2 separate regions of the Homo sapiens genome follow, and region 1 is linked to region 2. Evidence: chromatin loops called from intact Hi-C (ENCODE). Cell type or tissue: tibial artery. All regions are shown on one strand. Links, peaks and the distances in the headings refer to the core of each region. The heading gives the core; the rest is flanking DNA. Region 1 overlaps PCBD2 (pterin-4 alpha-carbinolamine dehydratase 2). Region 2 overlaps PITX1-AS1 (PITX1 antisense RNA 1).

Region 1 (11,406 bases), core at 852-8,851, 260 kb before region 2:
TAAAGACAGATTTTGTTATGCATTGACATGTATGGGATGAACTGGAAGCTTACAAAATCCGAGGAGATTTTAAGTTTAAAAGTAGGTGCAGAAGGTGAGGCTTTGGAACCTAGGAAATAGCTACTACAGGTGCCAGCAGGTGGAGCCCTCCAGGGCAGGAGCCCAGCCGGGCCAGGCGGCAACACCCCTTTCTGCCCCCCAGAAGGCTGTCCCTGTTCTTTCACTTCTGAATACCTGGGGCTACCCTTGTTCAGCATGGAAATAAGCTCAGGATCAGGAACAGGTAAGCGGCAGTGGCTGGGCGCTTGGGTGAATGATAAATTTTGTGTGTAGGACATGAGGAGTTTCCAATGGTGATTCAGGAGGAAGGGACCAAGCTTTGTGAGAATCAGCGGTGGTTCTCTGCGGAGGAGCTCCTGGGCCCTGTCTGTGCTTTCTTCGGTGGGCCTGCCCAGCAGGGCATTCAGTCATATTGGATGGAATCATATGAGCTGGTTGATATTCAGGGCAAAGTCCAAGCTTTATTGGTTTTGTATCTTGTTCATCACCCTCACCTTTTGGTTGCTGTGCTGCTGCCACTGAAGCTTTCTGGAGCTGCAGCGGGAGGGAGGAGGAGTTCTCTGGGTGCCCAGGCTGGGTTGGTGGTGCTCTGCACATCCTAGCAGCAGTAGCACCATATGTGACTTTGGGGTTCGTAAAATGTTTCTTTTCCTGTGTCCACAGAGACTCCTGTGTAGAGCAGTTCAAAGTTACTTTTGCTGCCTTACTTTATAAAAATGTTTTATTGAGGAATTTGATAATAGGCTTATGGTGAACATTTTGAAACACTTAGTGAAGTCAAAGGCTTGATGATACCAGAAGAAAGACAACTGCTGATGAAAGTCTTAACAATCCTCCACAGAATATTGGTGGAAGTCTCGATAGCTCTCATTGTGAATGAATTAGTTTGGGTTTGATTGTTCTTTGTTGTGCACATCAAAGTTATGAGTGAGTAATGCATCTGTGCACTCTTTAAAGAGGATATTCTACCTGTGGAGGATAGGGAAGCACTCCCAAAGAGGATGCCTGTGGCCTGGGCATCATATAGGTTAGAAAATGTCATTTTGTGCTGGGCATGGTGGCTCACACCTGTAATCCCAGCACTTTGGGAGGCCGAAGCAGGCGGGTCACCAGAGGTCAGGAGTTCGACACCAGCCTGGCCAAAATGGCGAAACCCCTTCTCTACTAAAAATACAAAAATCAGCTGGGCGTGGTAGAAGGTGCCTGTAATACCAGCTACTTGGGAGGCTGAGGCAGGAGAATGGCTTGAACCCGGGAGGCGGAGGTTGCAGTGAGCAGAGATCACGGCACTGCACTCCAGCCTGGGCGACAGAGTACTCCATCTCAAAAAATAAAATAAAATAAAAATTAAAAAATGTCGTTTTGATTTGAAAGTATAAGCTAGTGTTTGTGTGTCTGGCACCAGGTAAAGTGAAAACTCGTATGGCTGTCACACACACTGTTGCATTTAACATGTGCTCATGATTGGCTTTGTAACCACAGCAGACTAGAAACCTGAGAAAGTGTTCATAGTTTTCATTGGAATAGAATAGAGACACTCATATTTTAGCAAACTTTACCTAAAGTGTGAGAAGCTAGTAAAAATATCTGTGTAGTGTTCATGTTGGTGTTCCCTTTGGAGTTCTTCCTGAGCAGGACCACGCTGATGCTCCCAGGAGGTGGCTAGAATGTCAGTGTTGGCGTCCACCAGGGTAGGGAAATAAGAGCCTGAAATGTTATCATTTGGAGCTTTGTTGCTGCTGATTGTGTCGTACAGTAGGTCTAGACCTGGCGTGTATTTGTAAAAGCGCATGCAACAGATAGATGAGGAGAAATGTAAAACAGGTGTCAACAATGCAAATATGACACCACACTGCAGTGTGAAAACACCATGGTCCTTACACCACCCTTTAATAAAAATGGACTTTTAACTGCATAATTTGCTCTTAGTCATGTAGTAAATCTTCTGTTTACAGAACTTAGCCTGAGTATTTTGTTAAAGTCAAGCAGCCAAGAAGTATAATTTCCTCAACAGTCTTTGTCTTGCCCTTTTACAGATGGAGTAAAATCAGGTGTGTAAAAAATAAAAAAGCAGTTTGAGCTGACGTGAAAGGTATTTCAGATTTATGCTTTGCAGATGATATTGGTATGATTAATGCATTCATTGCTTTTTTTTATTGCTTTTCACAGATAATGTACATGATGCATGGAAAATGTTGTGGGTTTAAATCTGTGCCAGGTTTAGACTGTGAATATCAACAGATGTTATCATATAAGTACCATAATTATTATAAAATAAAAAATTTGTCATGAAATGCAGTGACATAAATTTCATTTATGTAAATTGCTTTCATTAGTATAAAACCTTAGTGTAGCTGTTAGGGTCTGTGAAGCACTTTAGATGAGATTAACTTGGTATAAAGTGGTCACAAATGGGTTGCTTTAAATTTAACTGACAAGAAAATAACACCCAAAACTTAGGAAATTGCTGAGGCATTTGCCTGCATTGCTGGTACCGCTTAAATAGGTTGACTGTGAATTAATAACAATAGACTGCTGGCTCAATAATTGCAGAAAATAATTGAAAGGAGACCTTAAATAATAACTTAAAAGTATTTTGGTCTTGCTCATTTCTGTTCTGTTTCTGTTTTTCGTTAGTATGCCTGCCCACCGCTTCAGTACTGCCATTATCAATAGCTTTCGGGTTTGCACTGCAGTTTTGTCCATAGTTGTGGTGCTTTAGGGCCATGACACAGAACTTGCATTTAGATGTGTCAGAATACAAATATTGGGTGCCTGATGGAGCAGCTGTAGTGGCTGAGCAGTGCTGCACTCACATTCCTGTGGCTGGGTAGCGGCCAGTTGCTTTCTGCCCTCAGGAGGGATTCGGTCCAGCGGTGTGGGCAGGTGGCTGAGGTTCTTCTTCCTGGCTTTGAGCTCTCCATGTTTTGCTCTTTTTCTTACATCCTTTTAAACAAAACAAAGCAGTAATATTCTCTCCCCTGTGTTGCAGAGAATTACTATTATGTTGCGCTTTTGATCTAGGTTAGAGTGGGGCATTCTGACTCATTTACTGAATTTCGCAGAAAGACACTAAACAAGATTGAGATCATGGAATTACTTGTGGTCATACTGGGTCATGTCACAGTTACCAGATGCAAGACTCACATCCCTGGTTCCCACAGCAACATTTTTAGATCCTACTGTGACATAGAAAGGTTGTTTTTTTGATTTTGTTGTTTTAGGCGAGATCTTGTTTTCCAAGGACTACTTGCTGGATTAGTTTTCTCCCTTAAATGGGTTTTACCATACTTCCCAGAGGAAGGGAATATTCGCCAGCTGAAACAAACAAAGCTGTACTTGTTTGGGAGTAGCCCAGGTATCACTGTTGAGCAATCAAAGGTCATTTAATTGTATCATTAAAATCAATCCTATCAAAACAGCAAATGCTGCTAATGACTCTGTTTGCTTGTGTGCTCTCTGCCAACAGGGCAGGATGGAGGCTTTTTTTTTTTTTTGAGACGGAGTCTCGCTCTGTCGGCTAGGCTGGAGTGCAATGGTGTGATCTTGGCTCACTGCAACCTCCACCTCCTAGGTTCAAGCGATTCTCCCACCTCAGCCTCTCAAGTAGCTGGGATTAGAGGCACCTGCCACCAAGCCTGGCTAATTTTTTGTATTTTTAGTAGAGATGGTGTTTCACCAACATGGCCAACATGGCCAGGCTGTACTTGAACTCCTGAGCTCAAGTGATCCGCCCGCCTTGGCCTCCCAAAGTGTTGGGAATACAGGCGTTGAGCCCAGCTGCTGAGGCTTTTTGCTATATCATACATCAAACTGACTTCAAGTGCCCTGTCCTCGCCATCGCAGCCCTGTCGGTGGACATGCACCAGGTGGGTGGAGCAGCCCCAGGCTGGCTGGGCCAGGAGTCACATGGTGTGGTTCTGTCAGGATTCGTGAACCCAGCAGAGCTGTTGGGCTTATATCCACTGAGGGGCTAGTGCTGGTCTGGATCCAAGAGGTGGAAGGAGGAAGATGCAACAGAAGGACCTGGTTTCGTTTCTGCCCAGAAGATCTCCTAGTTTTGCTGGGGAGGTGGCACATCTGAATTGTACAAGGTGATTGATTTTTTTCAGCTTACCATGTTAGTCAGGTACTAGAATGTGAAGTGCTGTGCTAATAAGCCACAGGAGGTGCACTTCAGGGTGGCTGCTGCCTGGAGAAGGGGAGTTTTGAGTTGGTTCTTGAAGATCTGGTATGTGGTTGTAAGGGAAGGCACTAAGGGAGGGGTTAGCAGGTGACATAGGTCTAGGACAGGGAGTAAGAGGACATACTTTGTCTGCAGTGTGTTGGGAAATAAGGGCCCTAAAATGGGTTCAGTGAGCTGGGCCACAGAGTACAGGGGGGTTCCTGTGGCGTACTCTCCTGGGGTAGCTTTCCCACCAGTTTAGGGTGTCTGAAAGCAAACTCTTGTCTCTCTAACTGTCCTTCAAATGGCTTGTTCCTCTCAGTAGCCACACCAGCATCCTCTCAAGCACCTAGACCTGAAACGGAAGAATTATCCTGGTGATTTGTTACCAAGAACTGGTCAGTCGTCCTGTAGTGCCTTTCACAGGACTGTGCTGCTGGCCTGGATACAGCTGCCTTCCCTCTAGAGTTCTGGTAGGAGCTTCCTGGCCACATGTTACCTTTAGGCTCTTCCTGCTTCCACTGGCCTGCGTGCCACTTTGTCATGACCAAGTTGGTCTCTGCTCAGATAATCTCACTGCCTTCCAATTATATTTTATAGGGCATGCTTCATCTTCTCAGAGGTTTTCAAAGCTGCCCACAGCCCAGCCCTAAGCCTACCTCGCATTACTCTGCAAGAAGCCTCTTTGCTCAGAGATTAGAACTGCAATGTTCATGAGAGGTCACCTACTCATCCCTTTCACTGAAGAAGTGGGGAAAACAAGGCTCAGACAGGGTGAGTACCTTGACCAAGGCCACAAAAATTAGTGTCCATGCAGGAATTGGAACCAAGGCCCTTTTCATCTCAGTTCAGTGGTTTTTTTGTTTTTGTTTTGTTTTGTTTTTAGAGATGGGGTCTTGTTCGGTCACCCAGGTTGCAGCCTGGAACTCCTGGGCTCAAGCGATCCTCCTGCCTCAGTCTCTTGTGTAGCTGGGATTACAGGTGTGAGCCACCACACCCAGCTCCTCAGTTCAGTTCTTTTCTTCCTTTATTCAAACTGTTCTTCTCCTTTCCATGCCCCATCTCACACTATCCTGCCCCTTCTGTTCACATCCCACCTATTTCTAGAAAGTTTTTCTTGATTTTTATGCACTTAACAATAAACAGTTATCAAACACTTACTGTAGGCTAGACACTATGCCAGACACTGGGGTATCAGTTAACAAAGCCGATACTGTCCTTATCCTCACAGAGCATACAGTATAGTGGGGGAGGGAGAATGTAAACAAAGAAAAAAGTTAATGTATCATTACAAGTTATGCTAAGTGCCAGGAAGGAAAATCTTTTTTTTTTTTTTTTTGAGACGGAGTCTCGCTCTGTCACCCAGGCTGGAGTGCAGTGGCGTGATCTGGGCTCACTGCAAGCTCCGCCTCCTGGGTTCACGCTATTCTCCTGCCTCAGCCTCCCGAGTAGCTGGGATTACAGGTGCCCGCCACCACGCCCAGCTAATTTTTTGTATTTATTTATTTATTTTTTTAGTAGACACGGGGTTTCACCGTGTTAGCCAGGATGGTCTCGATCTCCTGACCTCGTGATCCACCCACCTCCGCCTCCCAAAGTGCTGGGATTACAGGCGTGAGCCACCTGCCCGGCCCTAGGAAGGAAAATCTTAACAGCAAATGGTTAGTGAACACTTAAACTATGGGTCATGGCACTATGGGAAGGACTTTACATGTATTCATTCATTTAATCTTCACAGAACTCTGTGAAATAGATTTCCCAAATTTTACAGAGGAGGAAACTGAGACTTGCTAAGTGACTTGCCCAAGGTCTCACAGCTAGTAAGTGTGGAGTCAGGATTGGATTCCAGGCAATCCATACTGTTAGTGGCTCAGATACTGCCTCTGCATCAGAAAGGAGTGCTGTGAGAGAGAATAATGGGAAGACCTAATTCTCTTTGAGGAGCATGGTTAGGGAAGGCCTAACCATGGTGAGAATAGTGTTAACGTCATTAGGGTGAGAAGAAAGAGAAATAAGCCGAGGATGTCTTTGATTGTGTAGTAGGGGTGGAAGGTGATTTTGTCGGAATGGGAGGTGATTCCTAGGGGGTTGTTTGATCCTGTTTCGTGTAGGAATAGAAGGTGGAGCGCTGCTAGGGCTGTGATAATGAAGGGCAAGATAAAGTGAAAGGTAAAGAACCGTGTGAGGGTGGGACTATCTACTGAGTAGCCTCCTCAGATTCATTGGACCAGATCTGTTCCGATGTATGGGACGGCGGATAGCAGGTTTGTAATTACTGTGGCCCCTCAGAAGGATATTTGGCCTCATGGGAGGACATAGCCCATGAAGGCTGTTGCTATAGTTGTAAGTAGGAGGATGATGCCAATGTTTCAGGTTTCTAGGTAAAGAAATGAGCCGTAATATAGGCCTCGGCCGATGTGTAGGAAGAGGCAGATGAAGAATATTGAGGCGCCATTGGCGTGAAGGTAGCGGATGATTCAGCCATAATTTACGTCTCGGGTGATATGGGCGATCGATGAGAAGGCGGTTGAAGCGTCTGGTGAGTAGTGTATGGCTAGGAATAGTCCTGTGGTGATTTGGAGGATTAGGCAGGCACCAAGAAGTGAGCCGAAGTTTCATCATGCGGAGATATTGGATGGGGTGGGGAGGTCGATAAATGAGCGGTTAATTAATTTTATCAAGGGGTTAATTTTGCGTATTGGGGTCATTAGTGTTCTTGTAGTTGAAATACAATGATGGTTTTTCATATCATTGGTCGTGGTTGTAGCCCGTGCAAGAATAATGATGTATGCTTTATTTCTGTTGAGTGTGGGTTTAGTAATGGGGTTTGTGGGGTTTTCTTCTAAGCCTTCTCCTATTTATGGGGGTTTAGTATTGATTGTTAGTGGTGTGATTGGGTGTGTTATTATTCTGAATTACGGGGGAGGTTACATGGGTTTAATGGTTTTTTTAATTTATTTGGGGGGAATGATGGTTGTTTTTGGATATACTACAGCGGTGGCTATTGAGGAGTATCCTGAGGCATGGGGGTCAGGGGTTGAGGTCTTGGTAAGTGTTTTAGTGGGGTTGGTGATGGAAGTAGGATTAGTGTTATGGGTGAAAGAGTATGATGGGGTGGTGGTTGTGGTAAATTTTAATAGTGTGGGAAGTTGAATAATTTATGAAGGAGAAGGGTCAGGGCTGATTCGGGAGGATCCTATTGGTGCGGGGGCTTTGTATGATTATGGGCGTTGATTAGTAGTAGTTACTGGTTGAACATTGTTTGTTGGTGTGTATATTGTACTAGAGATTGCTCGGGGGAATAGATTATGTGATTAGGAGTAGGGTTAGGATGAGTGGGAAGAAGAAAGAGAGGAAATAAAGTTTGATTATGCCTTTTTGGGTTGAGGTGATGATGGAGGCGGAGATTTGGTGTTGTGAGATTGTTTTAGGTAGTAGCTTTTCTAGTCAGGCCAGGTCTAGGAGGAGTAGGGGTAGGTTTTGGCTTGTAAGAAGGCCTAGATAAGGGACTGTGCGGTGTATGATACTAGGGTAAAATCCGAGTATATTAGAGAAGTAAAATGTATACAGTGGGGATTTTATTTTGAGTTTGTTGGTTAGGTAGTTGAGATCTAGGGCTGTTAGAAGTCCTAGGGAAGTGACGCCTAGGGCTGTGAGTTTTAAGTAAAGTGGGATTGTCATTTGGGGGGTGGATGTGGGGAGAATGCTGTTGGTGATGAGAAACCCTGCAAATAGGCTTCCGATTGTTAGGCGTTTAATGGGGTTTAGTAGGGTGGGGTTGTTTTCGTTAATGTTAGTGAGGGCTGGGAAGCGAGGCTGACCTGTTAGGGTGAGAAGAATTATTCGAGTGCTATAGGCGCTTGTCAGGGAGGTGGCGATGAGAGTAATAGACAGGGCTCAGGCGTTTGTGTATGATATGTTTGCGGTTTCGATGATGTGGTCTTTGGAGTAGAAACCTGTGAGGAAGGGTATTCCTGCCAATGCTAGGTTGCCAATGGTGAGGGAGGTTGAAGTAAGAGGTATGGTTTTGAGTAGTCCTCCTATTTTTCGAATATCTTGTTCATTGTTGAGGTTGTGGATGATGGATCCGGAGCATATAAATAGTATGGCTTTGAAGAAGGCGTGGGTACAGATGTGCAGGAATGCTAGGTGTGGTTGGTTGATGCCGATTGTGACTATTATAAGTCCTAGTTGGCTTGAAGTGGAGAAGGCCACGATTTTTTTGATGTCATTTTGTGTAAGGGCGCAGACTGCTGCGAACAGAGTGGTGATAGCGCCTAGGCATAGTGTGAGAGTTTGGATTAGTGGGTTATTCTCTGCTAGGGGGTGGAAGCGGATGAGTAGGAAGACTCCTGCTACAACTATAGTGCTTGAGTGGAGTAGGGCTGAGACAGGGGTGGGGCCTTCTATGGCTGAGGGGAGTCAGGGGTGAAGGCCTAATTGAGCTGATTTGCCTGCTGCTGCTAGGAGGAAGCCTAGTAGTGGGGTGAGGCTTGGATTAGCACTTAGGAGGGTTATTTGTTGTGGGTCTCATGAGTTGGAGTGTAGGAGAAATCATGCTAGGGCAAGGATGAAACCGATGTCGCCGATACGGTTGTATAGGATTGCTTGAATAGCTGCTGTGTTGGCATCTGCTCGGGCGTATCATCAACTAATGAGTAAAAAGGATATAATTCCTACGCCTTCTCAGCCGATGAATAGCTGGAATAGGTTGTTAGCAGTGACTAGGATTAGTATGGTGATTAGGAAGATGAGTAGGTATTTGAAGAATTGATTAATGTTTGGGTCTGAGCTTATATATCATAGTGAGAATTCTATGATGGATCACGTAACGAACAGTGCTACAGGGATAAATATTATGGAGAAATAATCTAGTTTGAAGCTTAGGGAGAGTTGGGTTGTTTGGGTTGTTGCCCAGTGTCAGTTTGAGATAATGACTTCTTGGTCTAGGTATATGAATATTGTTGTGGGGAAGAGACTAATAACAAGGGTGGATGCGATAATGGATTTTACTTAATGGGGATATGAGTTTTTTTTATTAGGGTTAATGAGGGTGGTAAGGATAGGGGGAATTAAGGAAGTTAGGGCTAGGGTGGGTATAGTAGCGTACATGGTTATTACTTTTATTTGGAGTTGCACCAAAATTTTTGGGGCCTAAGACCAACGGATGGCTGTTATCCTTTAAAAGTTGAGAAAGCCATGTTGTTAGACATGGGGATATGAGTTAGCAGTTCTTATGCGCTTTCTCGGTAAATAAGGGGTCGTGAGCCTCTGTTGTCAGATTCACAATCTGATGTTTTGGTTAAACTATATTTACAGGAGGAAAACCCGGTAATGATATCGGGGTTGAGGGATAGGAGGAGGATAGGGGATAGGTGTATGAACATGAGAGTGTTTTCTCGTGTGAATGAGGGTTTTATGTTGTTAATGTGGTGGCTGAGCGAGCCTCATTGTGTTGTGGTAAATATGTAGAGGGAGTATAGGGCTGTGATTAGTATGTTGAGTCCTGTAAGTAGGAGAGTGATATTTGATCAGGAGAATGTGGTTACTAGCACAGAGAGTTCTCCTAGTAGGTTAATAGTGGGGGGTAAGGCGAGATTAGTGAGGCTTGCTAGAAGTCATCAAAAGGCTATTAGTGGGAGTAGGGTTTGAAGTCCTTGAGAGAGAATTATGATGCGACTGTGGGTACGTTCGTAGTTTGAGTTTGCTAGGCAGAATAGTAATGAGGATGTAAGTCCGTGGGCGACTATGAGAATGACTGCGCCGGTGAAGCTTCAGGGGGTTTGGATGAGGATGGCTGTTACTACGAGGGCTATGTGGCTGATTGAAGAGTATGCAATGAGCGATTTTAGGTCTGTTTGTCGCAGGCAGATGGAGCTTGTTATAATTATGCCTCACAGGGATAGTACAAGGAAGGGGTAGGCTATATGTTTTGTCAGGGGGTTGAGAATGAGTGTGAGGCGTATTATACCATAGCCGCCTAATTTTAAGAGTACTGCAGCAAGTACTATTGACCCAGCGATGGGGGCTTCGACATGGGCTTTAGGGAGCCATAGGTGGAGACCGTAAAGAGGTATTTTTACTATAAAAGCTATTGTGTACGCTAGCCATATTAAGTTATTGGCTCAGGAGTTTGATAGTTCTTGGGCAGTAAGAGTGAGTAATAGAATATTCAGTGAGCCTAGGGTGTTGTGGGTGTAGATTAGTGCGATGAGTAGGGGGAGGGAGCCTACTAGGGTGTAGAATAGGAAGTATGTACCTGCGTTCAGGCGTTCTGGTTGGTTGCCTCATCGGGTGATGATAGCCAGGGTGGGGATAAGTGTGGTTTCGAAGAAGATATAAAATATGATTAGTTCTATGGCTGTGAATGTCATAATTAAGGAGATTTGTAGGGAGATTAGTATAGAGAGGTAGAGTTTTTTTCGTGATAGTGGTTCATTGGATAAGTGGCGTTGGCTTGCCATGATTGTGAGGGGCAGGAGTCAGGTAGTTAGTATTAGGAGGGGGGTCGTTAGGGGGTCGGAGGAGAAGGATAAGGAGCAGCTAAATAGGTTGTTGTTGATTTGGTTGAAAAATAGTAGGGGGATGGTGCTAATAATTAGGCTGTGAGTGGTTGTGTTGATTCAAATTATGTGTTTTTTGGAGAGTCATGTCAGTGGTAGTAATATAATTGTTGGGACAATTAGTTTTAGCATTGGAGTAGGCTTAGGTTATGTACGTAGTCTAGGCCATACGTGTTGGAGATTGAGACTAGTAGGGCTAGGCCTACTGCTGCCTTGCAGGCAGCAAAGACTAGTATGGCGATAGGTACAATATTGGCTAAGAGGGAGTGGGTGTTGAGGGTTATGAGAGTGGCTATAATGAATAGTGATAGTATTATTCCTTCTAGGCATAGTAGGGAGGATATCAGGTGTGAGCGATATACTAGTATTCCTAGAAGTGAGATGGTAAATTCTAGTATAATATTTATGTAAATGAGAGGCATTTGGTAAATATGATTATCATAATTTAATGAGTCGAAATCATTCGTTTTGTTTGAACTATATACCAATTCGGCTCAGTCTAACCCTTTTTATAATCATTCGTAGGCCAGACTTAGGGCTAGGATGATGATTAATAAGAGGGACGATGTGACTATTAGTGGTAAGTTAGTTGTTTGTAGGGCTCATGGCAAGGGTAAA
Region 2 (11,406 bases), core at 1,987-9,986:
GCAGCCCCCAAGCTGCCTCTGGATAGTTCAGACAAGGCCTCTGTGCTGTGATGGAACCAGGTGACCCGCAGCCTCCGGGCCAGGTGAGTGCTTTCTTGATATTTTCTTCTGGTTCATGTTATATTCTTCAGCACACGATGGCAGAGGGGCAGCCCCAGCCTCTTCTGTGTTAAGAGCAAGGGAGGGGTTGGGGAGAGGAATCGGCCCCGTGTTTATGTGCTTCGCCCAGCTTTGATTCCGGTGCCGTGGACTTCCTGAAGGTCCTGGGGGTGTGGGTCATGAGACCAGGGAACTGAGTCAGCCCTGTCATGTTGGAAGTATGGGCTCATGGAAGAGGCAGGAGGATCAGAGTTCAAATCTTAGCTCTGCCTCCTTTTAGTTGTGTGACCTTGGGAAAGTCATGCCCAGTTTACAGATGAGGATCCTGGAGTCCCACATCTTCCTTGCCAAACTGCTCTGAGGCCTGTTAGTGTGTCTGGTGCCAAACATCATGCCTGGCATGGAGTTGGCATTATGTCACACCGTCCTTTTCCTGCCTTGTTTATGGGCTTGGCTGGACCAGCAGTCTGGGCCAACACCCACCTATGCCCCATCCCCATACCCTGAGAATGAGGAAGACCCAAAGGGGTGCTTATGGGACCTCAGTGTGATGGATGAAGGCATCAGCTCCTAAGAGAATTATCACTGCAATTGATAGGTCGATGATGTTGCTGGCTGGCTGGTTCACAGCCATGGCTAATTCCTACCATTGCGTGTCTCTGGTGCTCCCTGGGAGCTTGAGGTCGGTGGTCATTCTCCAGAGCGCAGCTGTCTTACTACCACCTCCTGCAGGGAGTTGCTGGGTACTGCCTGTAGAGGACATAGGCTGGTGGCTACTTGGAATCTGTTCTGGAGTGCAGTGGATTGTATTGCTTAGTTGTAATAATTTCAGTTGAGGATTAAAATAAGCCTTGGGCCGATGGCTGGTGAGTTGGCTTGGCTGGGTGGGTGAGAGGAAGTGTATGCATACACCTAGGTATATGCCTCAGTGCCAACTCCTGTGTATGTATGTTGCGAGGTGGGGGCGGGGTGGGGCTGGGATTATTATTAGGGTTTTCCTATTTTGACATCTAACCAGTGGCTTTATCAATGAACAATTGTTTTAAAAGTGTTATTCTGCACAAGTAATATATATTAATATTAGAAAAACCGGGAAAAGTAGAGGTAACCACTGTCAACATTTTGAAGTTTTTTCCCCTATAAATATATGTGTTACTTTTTCTTACAAAATAGTATGATCCATTTTTTTAAACTTGTTCTCTTTGCTTAATAATATATCATGGTGGCCTTTTACCCTGACACCATCATTTGTGATGGTTGCATGGTAGGAATGTTGGCCTGTGGTATGAATATACTATAGTTTTCAAAACCACACTCCTGTATTTGGATATATAGGTTATTTCTGAGTGTTAGCCCTCACAACTACATTGTAACTAACATCTTTGTTCCAGCATTTTGGTGTACTTTTCTCTAAGAGAAAAGTTTGGAAGTTGAATTTTGGGGTTAAAGGGTGTCTGTGTTTTTTGTTTTGTTTTATTTTATGTTTTGTTTTTTTTTTTTTTCTTTTTTGAGACAGAGTCTTGCTCTATCGTCCAGGCTGGAGTGCAGTGGCGCGATCTTGGCTCACTGCAACCTCTGCCTCCTGGGTTCAAATGATTCTCATGCCTCAACCTCCCGAGTAGCTGGGATTACAGGTGTGCGTTGCCATGCCCAGCTAATTTTTTTGTATTTTTAGTAGAGACAGGGTTTCACCATATTGTCCAGGCTGGTCTCAAACTCCTGACCTTGTGATCCTCCCACCTCGGCCTCCCAAAGTGCTGGGATTACAGGCGTGAGCCACCATGACTGGCCCAGGTGTCTGTGTTTTTTAAGCTTCTGATACTTTTAGCTAAATAGCCTTCTAGAAAGTTAGTACTGAGCTAAGTCAGAGGAAAACAATTCCTTTCCCCTTCTGCATATGTTCCCTGGGCCTGCCCTAAGTTTCTAAAGGAACAGGGGAGGGGACCAATGTGTCAAAAAGCCCCTCAGGTTCCTGCCAGATCTCTCAGGTGCTGAATCCATTTTACATATGAGGGATTGAGGCCCAGGGAGGTACAGGGACCAAGTGTATCTGCCTGAGGAGGGCCTGGGAGCCATGGCCTGGCTGAGCCAAAGGCATCATAGGGCGTGAGGGAGCCAGCTGCCTGCGCTGGGCCCAGTGACCTGGGAGGCAAAGGAAAGGCCTTGGGCTGGTGGTGAGAAGAGCCAGGCAGCAGGGTGGGAGAGCTCTGGACCTCCAGTCCCTGCTGGCTTCTTCCTCAGGGACAGGGAGCCAGTGCTGTCTGGGTGGGGTGCATGCTAGAGCGGGGAAGTCCATTTAGAGGTTCCAGTGAGTGCCAGCCTCTCAACCCAGCCCTTCTCCAGCTCCATCCTTCCCCTGTCCTGCCTACCGGGCTCTGGAGTGCATCATGGAGGCAGGGATGGGCTGGCACACAATGGGTTCTTCTCAGAGGCTTGAGCAAGTGCCAAGCCGAGGGGATGGTGGGACTGGTACCTAGAGGGACAACAGTCTAGTTGGGCGATGGGATGGAGTCCTTCAGTCCAGAGGTTAGGGAATGGTGTCTGAGAAAGTTTGGGCTGTGGGAATCCTTCTTTCGGGTGGTCCTTATCAAGCAGTAACTATGGGCCAGAGCCTGGCCCAGGAACTGGGGATATAGCCTAGGTGAAGAGGACACACCAGCCTCTGCCCTCAGGTGGTCACAGTCCCATGGGGATGACTGACTGGGACAGGCATTGGTGACTGATGACTGCACTGAGGCTGTGGGCATGCGGAGGAGGGCCGCTTGGGGAAGGCTTCTGGGAGGAAGGCACATCTGGCTTGAGACCTGAAGAAGCAGGGAATGGAGGGTATGGGGGAAAGGGCATGTGGTCACGGCAGAGCGGAGAGCATAGGGAAAGGCCTGGATGTCAGCAGCAGGCTGACGAGTGGCCTCTGGCAGACCTGGTACACTTCTCAGGGAAAGCCAGCTCTGTGAGGGTGCACAGGAGGTGGACCGCCTAGGAGGGAGCCCCCCAGGGCACCAGGCAGGGCAGCGTTGAGGAAGCTGCAGTGTTGGCCCACCTGTGGGTGCTGCCAGTGGCATCATGGAGCTTCTCTCCATGGGCCAGGCATGGCAGGTAGGGCAGGGTCCATGGGAGGTGGTGAGGTGGTGGTCAGGGGAGCCTAACCACCCTTCTCTTTACTCTGAAACATACAATCTCGATTCGCTTTGGAATGCATCCCTCAGAAGGCTAGGAAGACCATTTCTCTTGGTTCAGAAGCTCCATGTTCTGCACCTTCCTCCTCCAGTAGGGCCTGAGAGCCTCAGGTGAGAGAGAGCCCAAGGCACCCTTGCTATCTGGGGAGACTTCATCTTGGGGGAGGAAGGCAGGTCCCTGCCCAGTGCTGCTTCTCTCACCACCACCAGATCCCTCTCTGGTGCCTCTGGAAAGATGTCCCGACTTCTCACCCAGGCACACAGGCCCTGTGGAGTCAGCCTCATGTCCCACATCTCAGCCTGCACACCCACTACATCCACGGGTCCCGCTGTCTGCCCTCCTCCCCAGGGGACACTGGTGCCCCCACACCTCCACACCTGTGCTTATCTCACTTCCTCTACCCAGGTCCCTGTCTCTTTTATTTAAGTCCTGCTCATCCTCCCAGGTGGCCATAGATCACCACCTCTGAGAAGCCTCCCTAGCTTTCCTAGCTCTCTTAGGCCGAGTGCAGCTCTCCTGGCTCAGGGCACCACCCTTGGTGCTGGTGGTTGTCACTACCCCACACACTCCCTTGTGTTGGTGCTGGTTCTGCTGGCAAAGGACTGCAGGATGAGGGGCTCCTTCAGCCGGCCTATCCTTCCTGTGTGTGTCCCCATGGGGCCTGGCACCCCGACACTCTGTAGGGGCTCAGGACCCCATTTGCTGAGGTGAGACCACATTTCCTCAAGAAGTGGCAGGAGTCACTCAGTGGGCACGTCTTCACCCCCATGTTCTAGAGTAAAGCAGTGATGCCGCGCGGTGATGCCACTTTCTGAGCATGACATGGTTAGCAGCACAGGCTCAGAAGACAGCAGATCTGGAGGGAGGCCTGGCTCTGGCTCTGACTGTCTGTGTAACCTCAGGCAAGTCATTTAATCTTTCTGAACCTCAGTTTTCTCATCTGTTTAATGGAGACAAAAATCTGCCTTACAGGAGTGTTGAGAGCATGGACAAAGACAAGGGTGTGTCATCCTCCTAGCCCCAGGGCCCCTCATGGCCCAGTCTCTGCACACTCAGGCAGCCAGAAGTAATTAGAAAGCTGACCCTTTATTGTCTTCTGAAAGAAGGCTGAAGGTTGGGCATCCCTGTCCTGTGCCCCAGCAGCACTCTTGAGCCCTGGCCAGTGCAGGTCTTGGCCACCCACGGCCCTTAGGGTCTCTCCCCACATCCAGCTTTTCCTTTTCTCTTCTCCTGCCCCCTTTCCAGGACTTGATTATGTGGGTGGACCCTGTCTCTCAACTCAGCCCTTCTGCAGCTCCATCCTCCCCTGTCCTGCCTACCAGGCTCTTGAGTGCATCACGGAGGCAGGGATGGGCTGGCATCGAGTTCTCGTTAGAGTGGGTGCGGGGAGGGAAGGATACTTGCACATGGGTGGATGAGTTCTGTTTTAGATGCGCAAGGCCCCAGCCCATCACGAATGCTTGCTGGGAATTCAGTAAGCATTTATGAGCTACCTACTATATGTCAGGCACCGTGCTAGGTTTCAATTCCCCAGAAACTCTGTGAGGCAGGTGGTGGTAGCTTCATTTTACAAATAAGAAAATTAAAGCTCAGAGCGCACACGTTGACTGAGGTTGCACAACTGGTTCGAACATTTGTCACCCCCCATGCATGGTTACTGTCAGCTAGGTGCCGGGCTGTGTCGGGGAGCTCTCTGGGGAGAGAGAGCCCTTTGGAGTCCTGGGTCTGCCCCGGGTCTGGCAGGAAGACCATTTGGATGATGAGAGAACAGACTGGAGGCAGGTGACAGGCAGATCCTAAATGTACAGGATTAAATATTTACATTAGGTAAAGATGAGGGTTAAGTGCCTCAGAGGCAGGCAAAGGGAGAGTGGAGGGAACTGCTGCTGGGGCTTACCTGAAGAGCTTATAGAGAAGGCTGCAGGAGAGGGGACATCTCTGGAGGCTCAGAGGAGCCAGGAGGGGGCTGGGGTGGATGCCGGAGTCAGGCTGGTCTCCTGTGAGGTGTGTGCAAGTGTGTGGTGGCCCGGGAATGTGGGAGCCACATACTTTTGTATAATTAGCTCGGCTCCTCTGCAGTGGTGGCAATTAGCCGTAGGCGGGAGACAGGACTTCCTGTGGCCAAGGCCACTTCTGCACCTGGGGCCGCTTACCTGGGCTCCTGCTGTCCAGGCTTGGGCCCTGCGTGTTTCCGGCAGGGGCAGCCAAGAAGCAGGTGGGGCTGTTGGGACTGCAGGGTCACAGCTTCTACCTCGCAGCAGGAGGAGGGAATTGTCCCAGCCCATCCTGCCGCTCAGCCCTGTTTATATCTTCTCTGGGGCCCTGCTTTTGAGAAGGGCTTTTGCTCCCTCTCCTCACCTGTTGGGGGCTGTTTCTGAGCCTTTCTCACTCTTCCTGGCTGTGGGTAGGACTGGCAGCAACCTAGAGGGGATTAGTTCCCCTGGTGGTCAGTAGACGCCTTATACACCTCTTCCCATGGACAGCTCAATGGCAGGAATATTCTGAGCATTTGGCTTTTGAGGAGCCCCACCTATCCTGCCATAATGAAAAATGTCAAAAATGAGATAATTAATGCTGCCACTTTGTTTCTCTTTAGTGTCCAGGGAATATTACTTTATTCATCTAATGTTATCAGCAATAATAACAATCACTGTCTTTGTGTTTTCTTTTTTTTAACTGGCCCTGCCTGTTTCTCTTCTAAATTGTGAGATAGTAGATGTGAAAACTTGGAAGCGGGAGTGTAATTATTCCCACTTTGTAGGCAGGAAAAACCACAGGTAGGAGAAGTGAGTTGCTTGCTTAGCGTCACCTGGGGAAGGTGACTGTGGCCTAGGGCCACTGATGTGCCAAGTGCTACCATGCTCAGGCTTTTGCAGCTTAGCTGGGGTGAAGCTGAGGCTGGGAACTGGGCTCTCCCTCCACACCAAGGTGGGTGAGAGCAAGTTGCTGGTAGCTAAGTCACAAGGAGGGATGTCAGTATGGCACCTGCTGCGGTCAGCAGAGGGGCAGCTCAGCCCTGCGGTTGGCTGGGACTCAGTGGTACTAGGCTTGTGGCACATCCTGGGGATGAGCTGGCTGCCTGCTCTCTTAGCCACTGTCAAGCAGGCTGAGTCCCTGGTTCCTTCATCCTCCACTGTGCACTCCAGAGCTGGAAAATGTTCTAAAAATCCTTGAAGCAATGGCTTTTCCCAGCCAGGCACAGCCTGCCACATGAGAAACCCAAAACCCGGGACAGGTGAGTGTGCTGAACACTTGCTGTGAACAGCAGGCATGAGGCCTAAAACCCCCCAGGTTTCACAGGTACGGGAGGATTCGATGAGATCTGTGTGATCAATATGAAGCGTTTGGTATGTGCCTGGCTCACAGTGAGTGTTCACTTGGTGTTAGCAGCCATTATTATTATGTTAGACATGATTATTAACCCATTTATGCCTGAGGTTGCAATTTTTTGAATTTTTGCAATCAGAACTTGGTGGTGACCTTGAGCAGTAGGATATAAATAACTCCCACATGCTCAGTGTTCCAATAATGGAACACTAGGCATAAATGGACTAAAGAAAAAGACAGTGTTCTGTGAGGTAACAGGGGCCTGGCCCAGGAAGAGAGTGCTCCACGAATAGTAGTTGTCATTAGCTATTGGCACTTTGTCTCCTGCATCCCCATCTTCCCAAGGACCGAAACTCCGGTCGATTCTCATTACTTGCACTAGTTATGTTCTATAAAGTCCCCACCAACACCGAATTAGCAAATACTAAACCACTGCTCCTAGGGACAATACAAAGTTAGGTTCCTGTGAGCTTCTGGTCACATTTTTGTCAACTGATCAATACATAACCTTGTTTTATGTGTGTTACTGTTTAAAGCACCTTATTTAATATATGTTGATGATTCAGAAACATCGACTTCATGGCCAGTAGCGTTGTAACTCATGCTTATCATCTAACACAGCTTGTCCAACCCGTGGCCTGCAGGCTGCATGAGGCCCAGGACAGCTTTGAATGTGGCCCAACACAAATTCATAAACTTTTTAAAAACATTATGAGATTTTTTTTGACGATTTTTTTTTAGCTCATTAGCTATCGTTAGTGTTAGTGTACTTTACGTGTGGCCCAAGACAATTCTTCTTCCAATGTGGCCCAGGGAGGCCAAAAGATTGGAAGCCCCTGCTCTAACACAACTATTTTCTCTATAAAGTACATCATGGCCTTCTTGCTCTTAGGAACATTTCACAGAAGTATTCTTGGGGGCTATTTTAAACAGCAAAACCACCAACAAAAAGAACAATAATATAAGAAAAAAGAAAAAACACATAACCCTACACACAGCAGAAAGGATACTTGTTGTCTGGGTGTGGCGGCTCATGCCTGTAATCCCAGCACTTTGGGAGGCCAAGGCAGGAGGATCATTTGAGATCAGGAGTTTGAGATCAGCCTGACCAAACATGGTGAAAAACCATCTCTACTAAAAATAGTAAAAATTAGCTGGCCCTGGTGGTGAACACCTGTAATCTCAGCTTCTCAGGGGCTGAGGCAACAGAATCCCTTGAACCTGGGAGGCGGGGGTTGCAGTGAGCCGAGATTGTACCACTGCACTCCAGCCTGGGCAACAAAAGCAAACTCCATCTTAAAAAAAAAAAAAAGAAAAAAAAAAGAAAGAAAGGACACTTGTTTACAGTATGAGCTGAGACAAGAAGGCAGAGGGTTTAACTTCAGCTGGACACTTGTACATCAGGTGACTCAGGTGTTTCAGTACTCTATGCATGTCTGCAAATGACCATGAAAGCAATCATAAGTGTTGATTTTGGAGGTTACGAATAGAATTTAGTGAGCATGGCCTAGCCCAGATGTTTGGAGGTTGTTCAAGGCTGGGAGACAGTGGACAGAGCCATTGAGCCATAGGAAACATGGAGAGCAAGGAAGCCTCCACGTGGTCCCACAGCCAGCTGCTGGCCCAGCCCTGAGCAAAGGGAGGCTGAGGACTCTGAGGCCCTAGGCTAGACTAGGGCTGAGCCTGAATGGCTTTGTCCATAGTTACCCTGATGGATTTTCCACACGGAGCACTTCAGCTGTTTATGGCAGTGTGTTTATGTGGGTGGGTTGGGGGATATTTTTATTTTTTGGACATATTTTAAACATATACATGAGAAGGAATATACCGTTGCAGGATTTTCATTTTGCGTGCCCTTCTGTATTCTGCCCCCATTGGTTTTGCAGGGGACTGGCAGAAATGGGAACGTCATTTGAATTGGTTGTGTGTGGAGTTAGGAGCCTGAGCATTCATGCAGAGGAAGGGGATGTATATGAATTCCCCAGTAGAGAATCCCCCCAGGCCTGGCTCAAGGGGGAAGGTGAGGAAGGGTGGGAGTAGGGCTGGGGAGGAGCAGAGCAGGGCACCCCCAGTCTTCTAGGGCTCTTGGCAGAATTACCTACCCCCCATGAATCTTCTAGAGGCTGACTTTGAGACCTTGGAGGGTCCCTGGTCCCCACCAGTCACCTTAGCATCCAGGTGGTGAGGCCTCCCAGTCACCACACAGCAGAGCTGGTGCTGGGGCCCGGGCCTCTGGGCTGTGGACCTGTGCGCTTTTCACATCAGCACAGTGCCACGGCTGTTCCCTCTCACAGCGGCACTTCCTTTTCCTTCTTTTGTTAGAGACTGCTGTTAGCCCCATGGAGAGGCTAAGAACTTGGGTTTTGGAGTCAGACTGCGCATGTTGGAATCTTGGCTTAGTCGCTTACTGGCTGTTCGACCCAGGACAAGTAACTTCTCTGTGTCTGTTTGCTCGTTTTAAAATAAGAAGGCTGGGCGCAGTGGCTCACAACTGTAATCCCAGCAGTTTGGGAGGCTGAGGTGGGTGGATCACCTGAGGTCAGGAGTTTGAGACCAGCCTGGCCAACATAGTGAAACCCCGTCTCTACAAAAATACAGAAATTAGCTGGGCATGATGGTGGGTGCCGGTAATCCCAGCTACTCTGGAGGCTGGGGCAGGAAAATTGCTTGAACTGGGGAGGCGGAGGTTGCAGTGAGCCAAGATCGCGCCATTGCACTCCAGTCTGGGTGACAGAGCAAGACTCTGTCTCAAAAAAAAAAAAAAAAAGAAGAAGAAGAAGAATACCTATTACTCAGGGTTGCATTGAGGATTTAACCAGTTAATAGTTTAAAACCATTTAGAACAGTCCTGGCACAAAATAAGAGCTATGTGAGTGCTTGTAAAGTAAAGAAAATGTATGAAGTTGCCGTGTGATCTGGGGTAAGTTGCCCTTAGCCTCAGGTTATTCATCTAAACAATGGGGTGGATATTGATACCTACCACAAAGGGTGGCTATGACTCAGTATGATGAAGAATGAGCTTACGATGCTTAGCACAAGGTAAGCTTTACAAAACTGTCAATGATTTGTATCATTGATATTATTATTAATTGGCAGCTGTCTCCCGGTTCAATTGGCAGTGTCTTGCCTTGAGTTCAGATGAGGGAGAGAGAAAATGCAAAGCACGAGCCAGGAGTTAGGGAGGCGAGTCGAGACTGCCGAGTCTGCATTCACAGGAGGCCAGAGGTGGCTTTTGGGCTTCCCCCTGGCAAGGACCCTGTCCCCAGACAGGTGGTGGTCTCAGGAATGAGTGGGGACCAGTTCTGTGTCCTCCAGCCACATCCTAGAGGGAACCTACCTTCCCTCTCCCAACAGGAGCCCAAGAAGCTGGTCAACAGTGCTTCCTTGGCAGAGTCTCCTGCCCAGGCGTCTGGGCAGATGTGTGGCCACAGGCTCTGCCAAGCAGGGGGAATGCCATTTGGAAGAAGTGGGTACGTGCAAAAAATTCCCTTCTGAAGTTCCTCTGGAAGTCTCAGGATATGCTTCACAGGAAGCGTCAGCACAATTTTCTAATCAAGTTGAAGTCTGTGGCCCGTAGTTAGAAACAATAAATGAAATGCAATTTGAGCCCACACTTTGCCTGAGTTTCCATTTCTGGAAGTGGGTGTGGATGAGAAGCTGGCCTTTCTGAGGGAAGAACTTGATCCTTGACCCTGACCATTCAGCCCCCAGCCTCACCATCAGCTTGCAGGGGTGGGACCCTAGGACTGTATTTTGGGTAATCATTGCAAATCCTGATTTTGATCTGGCAGGTCAAAGTCCACACTTCTCTGTAAATCAATGCACACCATTAAGCCCACTCTTTGTTTTTTCTCCTTCCAGAGCCTTCTACCTACCATGCTTAGAGTTTAGTCTTGGAGATCATTGTTTAATCAATATTAAACCATTCACGTAGTTTAAGTGTTTACTTATGTGCTTTGAATCATTGCTTGCAGTAAGAACAAGTGATGCCCCTAATCTGCCTTCACTACACTCCCCAATACCCTAATTATGTAATTTAGAAAAGAACATTTCCTGACAGCAGTTTCTCAGTGTGCAGCAACAAATGCCGACTGGGGACGGGACAAAACAACCCTGTAATAGCTAGCACATGGAGCCCGCTGCCTTGGTCCAGGCGGCCCTGGCTTGGGGCAGACGCCCGTCCATTTGGGTTAAGGCTTTCAAATGATGGCATATTAGTGCCAGTAGACGTAATTCCACATGAAAGGAGCTGAAGCTAATAGCCCATCTCCAGTCTCTCTTAGTTTGTGGAATAGGCCCTCATTGCAAATTATTACTGACCCAGACAGTCAGGAAGAGATATCTCACCCAGCCGGGGAGACTGACGCAGCCAAAGACGTATGCAAGAGGCCAAGGTTTAGACTAAACTCTGCTTTATGTCCTTGCCAACCCCCACCTCTACAGTCCAGGGGCAAGGCCTGAGTGTCCCCAATACATCCTTATTCCTTTTGGGGGCAGTTTGGAGGCTAGTGTGCCTTTTCATTCAAGCAAAGTAGGTATTTGAGGGGCTATGGGGTATCATGTTATGTGAGGGGCAGAATCCATGGCTTTAGATTATATTAGTTTAAGTACCATCTAATGAGGGTGGTGGTTGTGGGGGATAAGGACCCCAAATGCCTTTCTCCTCACCAGCCTGCTGGTGTCAGTGACTCGTATCTCAAGGCTGCTGCCCGGTGAGCAGAGCCCAGCTTGGCCTTCTCTGGCCAAGTGAGGCCTAAATGCTCACTGTGACCCAAGCTGCTTCCATAACAGGAATGAAAATCT

The links. Peaks named below come from ENCODE experiments on the same cell type or tissue, not always from the same donor. Only the 100,000 strongest peaks of a DNase experiment are listed, where the experiment ranks them.
Region 1: a loop joins it to region 2, with 3.0 times the contacts of the local background. A loop is called at or near these places in 30 of 110 quality-filtered maps.

What each region holds. Positions count from the first base shown.
Region 1 is chr5:134,917,117-134,928,522 of GRCh38, forward strand. The region is part of intron 2 of PCBD2 (pterin-4 alpha-carbinolamine dehydratase 2); the gene reads left to right. It also overlaps the pseudogene MTCYBP18, the pseudogene MTND6P4, the pseudogene MTND5P11, the pseudogene MTND4P12, the pseudogene MTND4LP30 and the pseudogene MTND3P25. Among named protein-coding and RNA genes, the nearest start is that of PCBD2, 18 kb to the left of the region's middle. RefSeq lists a silencer at 6,643-6,937 and enhancers at 7,903-8,664, 9,511-10,154. In tibial artery, for the core only: no CTCF peak of the experiment used is centred there; a DNase peak (open chromatin) is centred at 3,925.
Region 2 is chr5:135,174,090-135,185,495 of GRCh38, forward strand. It overlaps PITX1-AS1 (PITX1 antisense RNA 1), which reads left to right. Exons shown (of 6, transcript NR_161235.1): 3 at 1-83. Among named protein-coding and RNA genes, the nearest start is that of LINC02900, 68 kb to the right of the region's middle. In tibial artery, for the core only: no CTCF peak of the experiment used is centred there; DNase peaks (open chromatin) are centred at 2,702, 2,792 and 5,462.